Regions from separate parts of the Mus musculus genome. Here region 2 is linked to region 1. Evidence: chromatin contacts called from ENCODE Hi-C or POLR2A ChIA-PET data. All regions are on one chromosome and are shown on one strand. Each heading gives the region's core, a stretch centred on a gene start or an enhancer-like site at or near the end of the contact. The rest is flanking DNA. Distances are from core to core; before and after follow the strand shown. Region 1 overlaps Gm51939 (a long non-coding RNA gene). Region 2 overlaps Gm12052 (predicted gene 12052).

Evidence for each region. A loop is a pair of places that touch in the nucleus more often than their neighbours do. ChIA-PET counts read pairs that join two places held with the same protein, here RNA polymerase II (POLR2A).
Region 2: a loop to region 1 is called in a map of left cerebral cortex, with 4 times the contacts of the local background. The contact joins two enhancer-like sites. A Hi-C loop is called at or near these places in 1 of 37 maps with a recorded cell type or tissue (left cerebral cortex). POLR2A ChIA-PET finds 5 or more read pairs at or near these places in 4 of 5 experiments (Patski and embryonic stem cell).

Annotation. Positions count from the first base shown.
Region 1 is chr11:22,561,221-22,569,065 of GRCm38, reverse strand. The region is part of intron 1 of Gm51939 (a long non-coding RNA gene); the gene reads left to right. Among named protein-coding and RNA genes, the nearest start is that of Gm51939, 19 kb to the left of the region's middle. Within about 2 kb of position 4,199, at least 1 of the 3 ENCODE cell types and tissues checked has a DNase peak (open chromatin) inside an H3K27ac peak, as active enhancers do.
Region 2 is chr11:22,613,686-22,621,530 of GRCm38, reverse strand. Gm12052 (predicted gene 12052) reads right to left here. Exons shown (of 5, transcript NR_166746.1): 3 at 5,042-5,130; 4 at 3,701-4,174; 5 at 3,039-3,210. Among named protein-coding and RNA genes, the nearest start is that of Gm12052, 5.9 kb to the right of the region's middle. Within about 2 kb of position 3,769, at least 3 of the 3 ENCODE cell types and tissues checked have a DNase peak (open chromatin) inside an H3K27ac peak, as active enhancers do.

The DNA.
Region 1 (7,845 bases), core at 2,950-5,449:
GCAGCAGCAGTGGAGTACAGGCATCTGGAGCCTAGAGGACGATGCGTGTGCTACAAAGGGCATGGCTGGAGAAGTGACCCAAGCCCTTGGAGGAGCCCAGAAGATTGTGAGTTGGATCCCAGACATTGGAAGGTTGGAGATTGATTTTTGCTTTTGATTGTGACTGTGCCCTGATATTTTCCCTCTTGAAGGAAGAAACTATTTTAGTGGAGCCCACAGTTAAGAGACTTTTAATTGTAAAAAGACTTTGGATTTTAAAAGAGATGGATATTTTAAAGATTGAAATTTTAAGAATATGTAAAGACTGTGGGACTTTTAAAGTTATTTAGATCTTGGGGATGAATAAGATTGTAAGGGTTGAGGCTTATTAGTGATGTTTTTGTGTGTCAAGTTGACAAGGGGTCAATTGTACTGGCTAGTTTTGTGTCAACTTGACACAGCTGGAGTTATCACAGAGAAAGGAGCTTCAGTTGAGGAAATGCCTCCATGAGATCCAACTGTAAGGCATTTTCTCATTTAGTGATCAAGGGGGAAAGGCCCCTTGTGGGTGGGACCATCTCTGGGCTGGTAGTCTTGGGTTCTATAAGAGAGCAGGCTGAGCAAGCCAGGTGAGGCAAGCCAGTAAAGAACATCCCTCCATGGCCTCTGCATCAGCTCCTGCTTCCTGACCTGCTTGAGTTCCAGTCCTGGCTTCCTTGGTGATGAACAGCAGTATGGAAGTGTAAGCCGAATAAACCCTTTCCTTCCCAACTTGTTTCTTGCTCATGATGTTTGTGCAGGAATAGAAACTCTGACTAAGACAGTCCCTAGCTTGTGACATTGCTTTGGGAAGGTGTTGGGACATGGAACATGGCTGGAATAGGTAGAACTGTAGAGTAGACCTGAGGGTTATATTGTTATACCTAGAATTTATTCTTTCTGCTTCCTGATACTCAGAGGCCCAAGAAGCAATGATGCTAGTTCCTTCCATCACAAACTCAGTCTGTCTCAGCCACCATGTCCTTCCTGCAATGGTAGAGTTAAATTGTGAGCCAAATTAAATCTTTCCTTTCTCCCTTAAGTTGATTTTGTCATGTATTTTGTAACAGTAATGAAATAAGCTTAGTCAAACTCTGACCTTCTTCAAGGGTTTCATTCTCCAGTGGTCCTATAAATACTTCTCAAGGCAGTTGGGGGTGGGAGGCAGAACCATCCAATAGATCTTTGTGCAAAGGTGGAACCACATTAGCAGCCACAGGGGACGTTGAACTTGAAACGTGAGGAGTTGGCATTTTAATTTCATTTACATTTATGGAATTTAAATTGAAAATGTTTCATGTTGTTGGATTTCACTCTAGCTTCCCTTGGATTCTTAGTGCTTGTAATCTCTGACTGAGTTCAGATGAAACACAGAATTTGGTGTAGAAGACAAAGTTTATTATAACACAAGGTACTCTCAAGGATGAGAGTGGTCAATGATCGGAGGGTGTGGTATTATTTCTAAAGTCTCTGGAATAAGAAGCTTGCTGAGAGGTGTTTTTCCATCCAGATGGTCGACAGGCACATTTGGATGACATCTTAAGGAGGGCACAATGGTTCATCTTTTTTCTTTACCAGAAGCTCCTGTTTTAGCCTCATAACCTTCCTGGCAGTTCAGGAAGTGGTATCTCTATCCAAGGCCAGCGATAGAACTCAAATCCCATTCTTCCAACTAAAAGTCATCTAACAGAACAGATTTAAAATAATCTAAATAATTTAAAATCAATAAAGTAGCCATGGTTTACCAAGAGCCTCTCTCTCTCTCTCTCTCTCTCTCTCTCTCTCTCTCTCTCTCTCAATCTCTCTCTCTCTAAGTTGTGTGTATGATGAATGTACACATGTGTGGGAGTGGAGCATACTAACCTGTGTGTACCTCAGGGGAGGGCAAGTCAACATTAGGGATCCTCTTCTGTTTCTCTCCACATTATTTTTAAAATTACATCTCTCTTCTCTCTCTCTCTCTCTCTCTCTCTCTCTCTCTCTCTCTCTCTCTCTCTCTCTCTCTCTCTCTCTCCTTATTTAGTGTTGAGTACCCATGCAGAATTCAGAGGATTACTTTTGGTCCTTGTGGTGATTTGAGTGATAATGTCCCTGTCTTAGTTAAGGTTTTACTGCTCTGCACAGACACCATGACCAAGGCAATGACAACATTTAATCAGGGCTCATTCTCCCAAACATGGTCAGACCTATCACAGCAATACCCCATTCCTGGTACCAACTTTTGTCTTAGGGTTTTACTGCTGTGAACAAACACCATGACCATGACCAAGGGAACTTTTTTTTTTTTTTTGATTGGTTTTTTTGTTTATTTGTTTGTTTTGTTTTTTTTGAGACAGGTTTTCTCTATGTAGCTCTGGCTGTCCTGGAACTCACTCTGTAGACCAGGCTGGCTTCAAACTCAGAAATCTGCCTGCCTCTGCCTCCCAAGTGCTGGGATTAAAGGCATGTGTCACCACCGCCCGGCTTCCAAGGAAACTCTTATAAGGACAACATTTAATTGGGGCTGGCTTACAGGTTCAGAGGTTCACCCCATTATCATCAAGGTGGGAACATAGCAGCATCCAGGCAGGCATGGTGCAGGAGGAGCTGAAAGTTCTATCACCAGGGAGTGGCACTATTTGAAAGTGAGGGGGACTCTGCAAGTGTCAAGACAGGAAAATGTACCTCAAACAAGAATGAAAACTTGGTTCAGATTGACTTTATCAACCTGGATCAAACTTGGGGAGTCTGAGGCCAGGCAGTTCATTACCAGCACATCTAAAGACTGTGCAATTTGGGGGAAGGTTTGTAGGGTAACAACCATTCCAATTACAGGTGCACAATAAAACTTAGGGTATGACTACATAGAAACTCTATTGCAAAGTACATATGACCATCAGGGTGGGTTCTGCAGCTTAAAGGCCTAGAATCTAGTGTGGTTTCTGACTGAGACAGCATAGAGCTTTGCAATAATTAATATAAATATATGAATAGATCAATACAATAGCTGTTTTTCTTTATCCTAGCTAGCTCCCCAATAACAGCACCAAGAAACCAAGATTTATTTAATCAAGCTTTACTGCAATACCTTGGCAGTCATCAATCTATTTTAATCCTTCAAGCTAATCTGGCTACCTCCCAGCCCAAATCCCCAAGATACTTGTATTTTAGTATTGGTCTGGCTCTCTGGGCTTCAGATGAATTTTCCCATAATTTCTTCTCTTGCCCTCCTCATGGCTGAATCTGCCTTACTCTTCTCTCTCTCCCCATCTCCCACCTAGTGGAAGTTCCACCCTATTCTCTCTTCTACTAAGCCATTTTAATTGACAAGGCAGAGAACAAAAGGTAAGCATTGCTTACACAAACTTGAGACAGGAGACTCTTTACATAAGCGTTACAATGCTGTTTCTGGATTGAAACAAGATATGAGGGACAAGTTTTGGATAACACAAGAAGATAATCTTTACACAGTGTACAAGAACATTATGCCAACAGAGGTCAGCAGGAGATGTGACATCTCCCTTAAAGATGGAGTCTATTAACTAGGAGCTAAAGATGAAGGTCAAGGGAGGGAGAGTCTAGGATAAACATTCTGGGTGAGGTCTGCCTCCACAGTTAGCAGAAAGGTCACCAGGTCTTAACAATGACTGCTCCCAGCGTTCTGGGCAGAAGGTATCCCCCTCCTCCTTTGAGGAGAAGCCCCAATACATTTAACATTCCTGGTGCTTTGTGGGTATCAGGACCTTGGTGCCTGAGCACAAAAGGTGTAGGGGGTATAAGTTGGTGGAAGTGTGTCACTGGAGCTGGGCCTTTGGTTTTCAGAAGCCTATGTCAAGCCTAGAGTCTCAGTCTTTCAGACTCCATCCTCTGAGGGCCAATGCCTCTGTGCCACCTGCAATGGATCTGCATGAAATTATCCTACCAAATTAGTGTTTAATCTTACATGTTGGATTTTTTTCTCTACTTCCATTTTTGTTGCCCAAACCTATTGCATCTCCAAACTCACCCCAGACAATTACATAGTTCAGTGTCCTGAAATGTGCCCTCCTTAGTTTAAAAACCTGCCGATTTTCGAAAGGAAGTGTTCCAGAGTGTGCGTCAGAATTGCTCAGAAATGATCCTGCAAGCCTGACTGGGCATTCAGAGAGCAAGAAACTGCAGGAAAGGGGACTCTGCATGGCAGGGTTTTCATGCCAGGATCAGGCTGTTGGCAGAAGAACAGAGCTGGGACCTGGAAACATGGTCAGAAATCAGTTTGGCTTTGACTCAGCATTGGAAATCCCTCAGGCTTTTCATCTTGAACAGACTTTGGGTCAAGACAGAAATAAAATTTTAATGCATTAGCCAGAGAAAAACAATTTTCAAACCTGGCCTTTCCCTGCCTCTCTCCCTAGAGGCCCACTGACTGCTATGTGGAGTACAGATGCTCTTCCAGCAGGGAAGGGTAAAGGCGAAGTTGTTCGTTTCTTCTCTGCTATTCGTTTCCTCTCTGCTATTCGTGATCTGGAACCTCGGAGCTTGAGAAGAGTCTAGAGACATTCCCTGGCTGGAGACAGACAGCACAGCCCTCTTGGTGAGCTTCAGGCCTCATCACCAGGAGAATGACCTCGAAAGCAGGTTGGAAGAGAAGGTAGAAGTCACCCAGAGAGACAAAGTGGGTGCTGCTTTTGTGGAGGCGACGAGGATGCAAAGGACCTCATCTTAGTAATAGTGAGGTACCGTGGCTGTGAGCACCACCTGGGATCCTGGAAGCAGGAGCTGTGCCCTCCGGCTAGATGATTTGCTGTTGTCTGGCCCATTTTTTTTTTTTTCTTATCAGATATTAGGGAAGTGCTTGTTCTATGTTACAGTATACACATAAATCCTTGCTTTGATCCTTGTACGTCAGTCATTTTAATAATTGTATTCGTTTCTGATAGCCATGAACAGACTGGGTAGCCATTTGTGATAGTTCTGGAGACCGATGGTCCCAAGTGTCTGGGTGAAAATCACTTAGGTGGCTGCCACCTCCCCTCCTGGAGTGCCTCGGGAGAGCTTGCTTTCTTACAGGTTTAGATTCTAAAGGTGCCACATTCCTTCGCTTGTGACCCCAGTTTCCAAGCCAGTCACAGCTGGTTGACTCTTCCACAGTTCACTTCATTTTTGTCACCCACCCTCCTGTCTCCTTCTTTTAAGGCTCTCCTGATTGCCTAAACAATCCAAAGTGGCCTTTTCATTTTCAAATCAGCAACCTTCCTTGTGCACACAGCTGTTCTCTTTGCCAGGTAACCTGACACACTCACAGGCTCTGAGGGTTGGGGCGTGATATCTTTAGGGCATTGTTACTTTTGGTTTACCAAGATAGTAAATGCTCACCTTTCTCAAAGCCCCTCTACAGGCTCATCTGACCCTAAAAATGCCTTCGAGGTAGGGACTTGCTCAGGTCTCACCCTGAGCTATTTTGAAATAGAAGGTAGAACATACATGAGGCCACAGCGTTCAGTTCCTTTCAAGACTGTGGGTCTGGAAGATAGTTGTGGGGCAAAGTGTGAGGAAAGCAAGGCTTTGGGTAGGGCTAGCTCATTTGTATTCACTTGTAGAAACTTGACCGGTCCAGGTAGGATCTTCTTTGACTGTGTGCTTTCTCAACGGCTTTGAAAACGACCATCCTGATAATCTTACCACAAATAGCTTCAGTCTGAGGGTATAACCCAAACGCAGAACTAGTTGTATTTACTATAATCAGTTCCACAGAGAAATGCTGACTGTGAACTCAAAACCCTGGTGCTACCATCAGCTATGGTGGATTTTCCAGGAAGGAGAGACAGATCATTCATGGCAAAGATCAACCTATTTCAAAGACAAGGGCAGCTTTGGAGGTGGGGATTCTCAAAACCCATGATATTTCAAACAATTTACAAACACAACTAACAAGAAAGACTTCCGACTGTCATCTGCTTTCTGTGGTTCAGATCCTTAGGACCCAAGTGAACGGTTCTCTCAGTGAGTTCTGTTGTTCCCTTTTGTTTGACAGAGAGGCTGAGGAGCTGGGTCCAAGTCTAAGCCAATCAAGGATGAAAGAAAAAAAATTCTCAATCTGCTAAGGGGCTAGATTTTTTAAAAAGTGTATTTTGCAGCCATCGGTTAACTTGGTGATAAGGCGCTTCCCTAAGTGGGTTCATGATAGCACACACAAGCATCCACCTATCCTGTCTTTCACTCTGCCCCTATATGCAAGTAATTCTATTTTGGTTGTGGTTTTGTTTGTTGTGAAAGAATTGAAGACTCTCCAATCTTAGCATAATTTCCCTGTTCAGAGGCCAGATTTTAGCAAAACAAAACAAAACACCAAAAACAAAACAAAACAAAACAAAACAAAACACAATGGATGTGTGAGTGAGTGTGTGTACATGTGCACATGCATGGATATAGTAGAATACTCTATTGGGGTACTTGATCATCTTTCAGTCAGTAATAGCAGGAGTGAGCTCTTAACCATGCTTTCTGTTGCACATTTACCAGGAGACTTGAGGTTGGCAGCACAAACTCCCACCCCCACTCCACCCCTGCTCCCATCTATCCTAGAACAGCTTGGCCTCCAGGAAAGGAACTAAAGTCAAACACACTTGGGACAGGTTACTCTCAGGATGAGTGATGAGTCTGATTCTTCACGTTCCAGCCCCTAAGCATTTGCCTCAAATGATCAAAATGACAAGGCAGGAATGTTTTTGTAGGAGAGCCCGATACTGTTTCCAGTGTATTTTCCACTTGCATAACTTTGCTTTTGTCCCTGAATAGAGCATAAGGTGGAGTGTTCTCCACTGAAATAATAAAAATCTCTTTCCTGGCATGTACGTATTCAGATCTGTGCCTGATACTGTGTGTGTTATTAACTATAGCTAGGTTTGCTGAGAGCAAAGTGTTTTTATCTTTGGTGAGGAAATTTGTGAACTCTTGGTTGCTTGGCCTCCACGAGTGGAGGAAGCATTGTGGCAGCGGCTTGAGAGGTCTTAGGCTTTTGGAGTGTGTGTGTGTGTGTGTGTTTCATTTTTCAATCTATTTGTTGGTTTGGGTTTATTTGTAAAAGGGCTTATTCCATCTCATGCAGCAAGAGCTGTTTTACCGCCCAGGGAGCTGTTTTTGTAGCTTTACAGACTCAAGTTTTCAAAATAAGCCAGACACCCCTTTGTGGAAGTTTTGTGTGAGAAGGAGTCATACAATAACGCTCTAAGTGTATGTGTGTGTTAACCTCATAAACAAAAATCAGAAATGGAAAGAAAACAAGTAAAAATTTGCATTAAGATGTTATAATGGATGAAAGGAGGGTAAGATTGCTTACTGGACAAGCATGAAGAACTGAGTTCACATTTTAGTACCAGTGATAATAATGATAATAATAATAATAAATAATAATAAGCCTGGCGTGGCCACAGGAGCCTACCTAAGCATTGTACAGGATGGAGATAGGACCACCCCTGAGGCTTGCTGGTTACTAACTTAGCTTCAAGTTGAGTGAGAGATCCTGTCTTCAAAGAATAAGGACACCTAATGTCCTTCTCTGACCTTGCTGAGTGCGCATACTGGTTCATGCATCAGTATACACATGTGCATATACAGTACACTCAAGCATTCCTGTGTGCGCACACACAAGGACACACATATGCACACACAGACACACACAGACCCAGACATACATGCATGCTCGTGTGCACACAGACATATACAGACACAGACACACATACACATACACACGCATACATATGCACACAGACACACAGACATACAGACATAGTCTCTCTCTCTCTCTCATTACTAAGTAGCTTGTACATTTGAGCCCTGTGGCTTCCTCATCCATGCACTGCTGAATCA
Region 2 (7,845 bases), core at 2,520-5,019, 53 kb before region 1:
TCTGACCTTGTGCCAGCAGCTTCCTGCGCAGCATCCAGACACTCCAGGGAGCAGCTTAGAAGGCCAACTGCAGCTAGGCAAGAGCTGGGTTGTTGTAGAAAATCATTTAAAATCTAAGCCCATGGTTTCAACCCCACCTTAAACCAACTAGTTCCCCAGTAAAAGTCGCACTCTCAGCCTTTATATTTACAATAAGCTCTAAATTCTTCATAGTCCTTTACTGCCAAGCCTGTGAAACCTAAACCCCACCTACTTCTCTACTGTCAAGCTATTGGCTGTTGGCATCTTTATTCACCAATCAGAATTAACTTGGGGTCATTAGGGCTATATGTAGATTCTAGGTGGGGGTGGTGGGGGTGGTGGTGGTCTGCACTTAACATTACAATACAAGCAACTTCAGGCTGGGTAGGCTAGAGACAGAAGAATGCAGGGTGGTGTCTCAACTGCTCCAGTTGGATACACCCAGGTATTTTAGATTGGGGTGAGGTCCCAGGCCTGCCTTGAAGAAGGCTCAAGAACCAGGCTAGATATAGTATTGCACGAACTACAGCATTAAGAGGCATGTACTGGCTTCCAGCTGGGGCTCTTGCCAAGGTAGGACGTGAACAATGTACAGTTCTGTTCCTTTGTCTCTCTGGATCATAAAGGACAGCATAGAGCCAAGTCTGGTGGCCCAGGCCTGTGATCCCTGACACAGGAAGATGGTCAACTCAAGCACAGCCTGAGCCTCAAAACAAAAAGTAAGAAATGTGGGAGGGTCTGGTCTGATTCCCAGTATCACAAAAAGATAAAATAGAGGCAGAGGCAGGTGGATTTCTGAGTTCAAGGACAGCCTGGTCTACAAAGTGAGTTGCAGGACAGCCAGGGCTATACAGAGAAACCCTGTCTCGAGAAACAAACAAACAAACAAACAAACAAACGAAAAAAAGAAAAGATAAAACAGAATGAATGAATGAAATAACAAAGTGAAGATAGCATTACACCAGTGGGTTGCTGGTGGGGGAAATCACTGCTACATTGATCTAAAAAAGAGTTGGGCTATTGCCCTGAAACCCATCTTGTTTGGCTTCCTGTCCTACTTAATGCTTTGGAATATTTTTTTTGAAGAGCCTCTCTTAAAGTATGATTTAAGGCTTACCACGGGATGAGTTGACTTTTTAAAATTGAAGTATAATTTTTGGACAGTAAGATGTATTTGCTCTAAGTGTCCTGTGTAATCACCACACAATCTGGTTTTAAAAGTCATCACCTCAGACTGACCCTCTGTCCCTTGTGGCTGGTCCCCAATCCTAGGCTCATCTCTGGTCTCAGGCAATGGGCCATCTTTCTGTCTCTGTGGATTTGCCTATTCTGTAACACCATTTTCATACAGAGCTGGCTGGCCTTGAAATCACAATGCCCCTGCCTCTGCTTCCTGATACCGGGTGTGTGCCACCAAGCCTGGCTAGGTTTGCATCTTAACAGGTTATGATAAGTGGAATCAAGTGACACTCAGTCCTCTGTGTACAGCGTCTTTCAGCCAGTGTGGTCTATGCATTCTGTATGAGATCTGTTCCTTTTGGTTTGTGGATAATAATCTACTCACATACATTGCATTTCCATGCACTGTTGACCATGGGTTCTGGGCTGTAGCTATTATGTACAAAGCATGTATATTCGTGTAGGTGGTTTTACATACATGTATTTAGTTATCTCAGTTGAATCCTTGTTGTGGACTGGATCTAATGCTATTTGTGTTAATTCAGTTTCCCAAATCACATGGGAACCTGTACGTCTGTCTGTAAGACTCTGAGGGTCCTTGCCCACAGTTGGCTGTAATTGGTAAATAAAGTTGCCAGTGGCCAGTGGCTGGACAGGGAGACAGAGGGGGGAACCTTAGATTTTCCCGGCAAGGGAACCATGGGGAAGCAGGAAAGTCATGCCTAAGAGCTGCAGGAGACGAAGTGTACAGCCATGTAAGCATCTGGGTAGTGACCCAGCTCCTGGCTGCTTAGGGCATATTAAAAATGAGGCTGTGTGTGTGTGTGTGTGTGTGTGTCTTTCATTCGTGAATCTAAAACATTTGGGCAGTGTCTTAGTCAGGGTTTCTATTCCTGCACAAACATCATGACCAAGAAGCAAATTGGGGAGGAAAGGGTTTATTCAGCTTACACTTCCATACTGCTGTTCATCACCAAGGAAGTCAGGACTGGAACTCAAGCAGGTCAGAAAGCAGGAGATGATGCAGAGGCCATGGAGGGATGTTACTTACTGGCTTGCTTCCCCTGGCTTGCTCAGCCTGCTCTCTTATAGAACCAAGACTACCAGCCCAGAGATGGTCCCACCCACAAGGGGCCTTTCCCCCTTGATCACTAATTGAGAAAATGCCTTACAGTTGGATCTCATGGAGGCATTTCCTCAACTGAAGCTCCTTTCTCGGTGATAACTCCAGGTGTGTCAAGTTGACACAAAACTAGCCAGTACAGGCAGGTATCGAGGAGTGCGCTGTGCGAGCACCCGCAGTGGAGTTTAGATCGAATGAACCTTCTAATGGCTTCAATCCCTGGCAGCTACTCCTGGGAACACAGTGCCGAGTGATCCGGTTATGTATGCTCAGTTTTAAAAGAAATTGCCAAGCTACTTTCCAGGTTGGGTATGCCATAGAGTCCCTCCAACAGTGTGTGCGGACTGGGCTTCTCCAAGTCATCAAAAAAGCAAAATAAACAAACAACAACAAACAAACAAGAAACTGCTTGCCCCTGTCACTTTGACTGTAGCTGCCCAGCAGGTGTGAAATCTGTTCTTCGTTGCTGTTGTTTGTTTGTTTGTTGCATGTCTACGGGCTAGTCTTTTTGATGTGTTCCTTGTCTTCTCTGCTACCCTATCTAAGAATTTGCCAGCAATATTTTAAAGCTCAGGAGATGGCAGATAAAACTCCCTGGGGATGGAAATGGGGTTTGTCTTGTTCATTAGCCACTTAATTCTAAGAACTCACTACTGAGTGGGAAGCAACACATTACCTCAGTGCTGCTGCTTTTTTAAAAAAGCTACAAACTCAATACCTCAAAACAGCACACATTTATTCTTTTAAAGTTCTTGACACCAGAGTTTGGAATTTCATTGGGTCCAAATCAGTCAGGGGAGACTCTGGGCACTGTAGAGGGAATCTGTTCTCTCCTGACTCTCTCCTTCTCTCCTCAGGTCCTCCTGCAAGATGGCTTGCCTTCTGTTCTGTAGTGAAATAAATATTCCTTTACCTCACTTCCCCTTTGGTGATATACCTGATTACATGTAGAATCTACCTAAATAATCGAGGGTAACACACTCTAGGTTTCTTTTGCCATTTAAAGAAACTTCCTGGGATTAGGCCGTGAATATCTCTGGGGTATTTCAGCTGACTACCCCAGAGATAGGTCAGCAATCTGTCTGCATGAGGAGGCCTCTGAGGTTTAGGTTTGGAGTTGGTTGGTTCGGACAACGGTTCCTGTTGAGGGGTCTTCTGGAGGCTCAGGTAGGTCCTAGAGGCATGCTGATTTGGGCTCCATAGCCCTTACGGCTCCTCTCACTCTTTTTCCTAGAAACAAGAGGAGCGGACAGCACTTGGGCAGCCACCGGGTGGTGGAGGGGCCTCTGATGGTGCCCAACATCCTGGCCCTAGTCTTCTACCACCCACGCTTACTACACAGCAACCCCTTTCCCATCCCCATCTCCTTACCCTTACCCTTACACTTGCCGCCCCTTGGGAGTCGGCCACGCTGCAATCTCTCAGGTGGCCAGCAGGGGTCAGCATCCCCGCGCAGAGGGTCTCGAGGCTGCGATGGGTGGAGCAGGGCTCGGTGGTGTCCTCCTGCCACCTCTGGTACAGGTCCTGAGTACAGCCAATGTGTCTCCACTGCTTACCCGCTCTCTTCTCTTCGCTTTCCACCTACGAGAAGGCGGCTCCCTCGGGGTCAGCTTGGAGGAAGCTAGCCTCCACAGAAGAGCCGGGAAGGAGGACCAGAGGCACCGGAAGCCCAGAGGCCTTCCTGAGAGCAGGAAGCTGTTAGATTTAGAATGAATTTTCTCCCAAGTGTCTCAGATTGTTGGCCAAAGTTACTCTGATTCTAACGTCCCGTGGTTCCTCGTCCAGCTGGTGGGTTTGGGTGGAGCCTGGTGGAATGCTTGGGCCAGTGCCTCGGGTCTGCAGTAAGAGAGCCTGGCAAAGCCAGGCATTAAAACCTCAGCCCAATTACGTTCTTTTCCACTTGTGTCCTTCCTAATTAAAGGAGGCCCTCTTGATGCCAGCATGGAATGCTGCAGACAAGGAGAAACTAAATTCTGGTCTCGAACTCAACAGCCTGTCTTTAAAGCAGATTCATTATTCACGATGAATAAAAAGTAGCTATAAACACTTGTGTATGGTGGTATGGATATACATTTCCGTAGTTGGGAATGTCATGTGTTTTTCTTGCTTGTAGAATTTCTGATTGAAAATCTTTAAGATAGTTGGAAAACAACACAGGTATCGTGGACTGAGTGGTTGTTTTGTATCAGGCAGAATATGTGTCTGAAAGGGGCGGGAGGGTCTTCCGGTCCACCCTGACTTTGGGAAGCTGCAGCATACTAGCTCTGTAGGGCATTCGGTGCTGCAGCAAAGACAGCCCTGAGAGAGACCCTTGGTGGATGGCCCTTTACTGTATGCCTGAAATCTGCATCAGCTTGGTCTAGGAGGCTTGTCTCTTTGGAATTTCTTTGTGGTGACATGGTCAAATCAAAGACATGCAGAGCCAGGCCCCGTCTTAGCTGTCCTGGGTTGCATCTAACTGAGTCCCCCATTTCCCTGACCATGTTTCCTGACTACCTCAGTCTATGGAATGTTGACTTTGTTCTTCAGCTCATTTTCTTCACCTTTACAAGAGATGTTTGTAACAGAGTAAAGCGGGGCTAACTAACACTTTCTAGTACCTCAAACAATTGCCACACTGCCAGATATACTTGTTTCACAGGATCATCTGCAATGCTAAATTTCCTTTTTATGTCATCCGTGGAAGCTCCTAACCAAAGGGGGATGGAGAATACTCACGAGTCTGAGTGATGTTGCATGTCATTGTGTGGTCTCACTATAAGCACTTCTGAGGGCTAAGCTTTCTCAGGTCCTGATGAAATAGCTCTCTAAGACAAACAAAGCAACAAAACAACTCATAGAGCCAAAATACTAACAATCAGCAACAACAGGCTCGATATTGTTAAGGTAAGTTACTGAATGCTGACATTCACAACAGAACATAGACAAGTATCTGTAATTAACCAGGTCAAAAAAAAAAAAAAAAAAAAAAAACCTGTTTACTTTCGCCTCAGGAAAGACTTTATTTATTTATTTATTTGTTTGTTTATTTGTTTATTTATTTATGTGCACCAGGCTAGGAATAGCATTTACTGCCCTGGAATGTTCTCATTCAATTCTCATGACACACGCGTGTAGAAATGATTGGTGTATACATATTATACGTGATGAGCAGATGAGCTTCTTCCCCCCCCCCCCCCCCCCCCCGAGACAGGGTTTCTCTGTGTAGCCCTAGCTGTCCTGGAACTCACTTTGTAGACCAGGCTGGCCTCGAACTCAGAAACCTGCCTGCCTCTGCCTCCCGAGTGCTGGGATTAAAGGCATGGCCACCACTGCCTGGTTCAGATGAGCTTTTGTTTTCTTTGCTTGCTATAATTGAGATGAGCTATTGATAGGGAGTCCACGCACAGCCACCAGTGAGGGTGGCTGCTGAGTTTTGGTCTCTCAGTCATCCAGCTTCTTGGTTCTTTCTGTCGCAGTGTTTCCACATTTTGTCCAAATGTTTGAGAGTCATCCATCACCTTTATCCACTAACCCTCTCTCTTTCTATAATACTAAAGAGTTCACCATTATGTTTCCTTTCCTGGAGGATCCTGGGCTTCTCACCTGAACAGGGGACGGCACTGTATCTTCTTTTATTTTTATTCACCTTGCTTCTAAAACGTTGCTTGGAGTCCATCAGATGGTCCAGTGACAGGTACTGTGGACCTGAAGGTTGCCATTCCACAGTGCTATCCTGAGGTCAAGTCCTGTTAGTGTGGGCTGCTGCTGATCCACTTCAGGACCAATGGTTCTAAGTAGCACCATTAGCATCAAAGCCTGAGGCCCTATGACTTCTCCCTAGTAGAAAAGCCTGTCACGCGGGTGTAGAATAGATCTCTCCTGCACTCCTGTTCTTCTATGTATCAAGGTCCCTCATTAGCACTCTCTTTGGTGAGATATACGAATCCCTCTAGGGACTCTTTCTTAAGTCACACTTCCTTAATGACTACCAACTGTGCGCACAATTATTGTGGTATTGTCTATCTTTCTGGAAAAATTTTCTCCCCTGATCACCAAATAATAGTCTCATTATATTTGCTATATAATAGAAGATTCTCACTCAATTTGAAGATTAGGGAAAAAGTGGAATCAGTAAGAATTCCTAACTGCAGTAAGAATTGTTACTACTTATGCTTCATCTTTGGTGTGCCTTTAGAAATCATCCAATACCAATCTGTGAATAATTTAATATTGCTGGAAAATAATATTGTGGTGTGTTGTTTACAGAATAATTAATGGCCTCTACCAGTCAGCAATGTAGAATATTGGTGGTTTATATAAAGCAGTAAGTCAATTTTTAGACCTTTTGGACTGGATATATTGTCTCATATATGTCTTATAGTTCTACTTTTAATTTAATGGGTACTTGTTAGGTATCAGGCACTTAGAACAAAGGCAAGAGATTTTGCCCTTGTATTTGCCTTGCAGAAAATATTTATTAAAGTGGCTAACAAGGTAGTGGAGGCAGAAGACACCTTTGGGAGATAAAAGCCCCACACAGTGGGTTCCAGTGAGATTCAGAGTCAAGGTTAAGGAGTGTGATTTCCCAGAGTGGAGCTGGGCTCTGTGGTGTCTATCTCTCTCCTTCATGAGTTCCTATCAGGACTCTTGCTGTTGGACTAAACGGGATTTGGGAGAACACCAAGTATTTTGAGGGTACAAGCTCAAAGGAGCATGTTTGGTTTGGTTGGGAGGTGAGATGAACAGGCCAGGGCCCAGGTGGTGAAGATCCAGGTAAGTAGACATTAAACACAAGCAGATAGCACAGTTCACTGGGGTTCCCATGTCCAGTGTTGGTTGTTTTGGTTCCCTGAGGCTGAAGTCTTCTTTGCATACCTGTGACTGGCCAATGGGAGTAGGCAACCTTGCCTCTCTTATCCCACACAAACAGGTAAGGGTTCACTGAAAAAAAAAAAATGGTCACTTCCCCTCTACTAGATCAAGGAACTTGTCCTCATCAAGGAAATCTGTGAAAGACCCCAGAGGTAACCAAATCCACTGCTGGTTAAAGTGTGTCCCCAAGCAGAGGGACAACCCATAGTCATCTGGGGCATTTGTTAGCTAAGACACACATGACCCTCATTCCAGAACTCCGGAACCCACTCTCTGGCGTGGACCTGATCCACCATTACACTGCCTCTCAGGAGTATTCAAACTGCAAGCTTGAAACCAGACTTTTGCTCCATGTTTCATCCAGGAGGTCTGGGACCTGCTGGGTAGAACTGATACTGTTTGTAATGGCTGAGCTGGAGTGGCAGGACAGGACGACTCCTGGTGCAGCATTACCCAGGCCTCAAGATGTTTCCTCTGACTGTGGACACCTGGAGTTCTCACTCTGGCCATCTGGCCCTGAAGAGGTCAGCTCAGGAACTTTGGAAAATTCCACCAGACCCCTCCCTTCCTAGAAGAGAAAGGTCATAGAGCACAGAGGCACCCCTCCTCTCTGGAAGGGAGAGGCTAATTACATTCCTCAGACCCCAGGGGGTAGGTGGTGGTGGGGA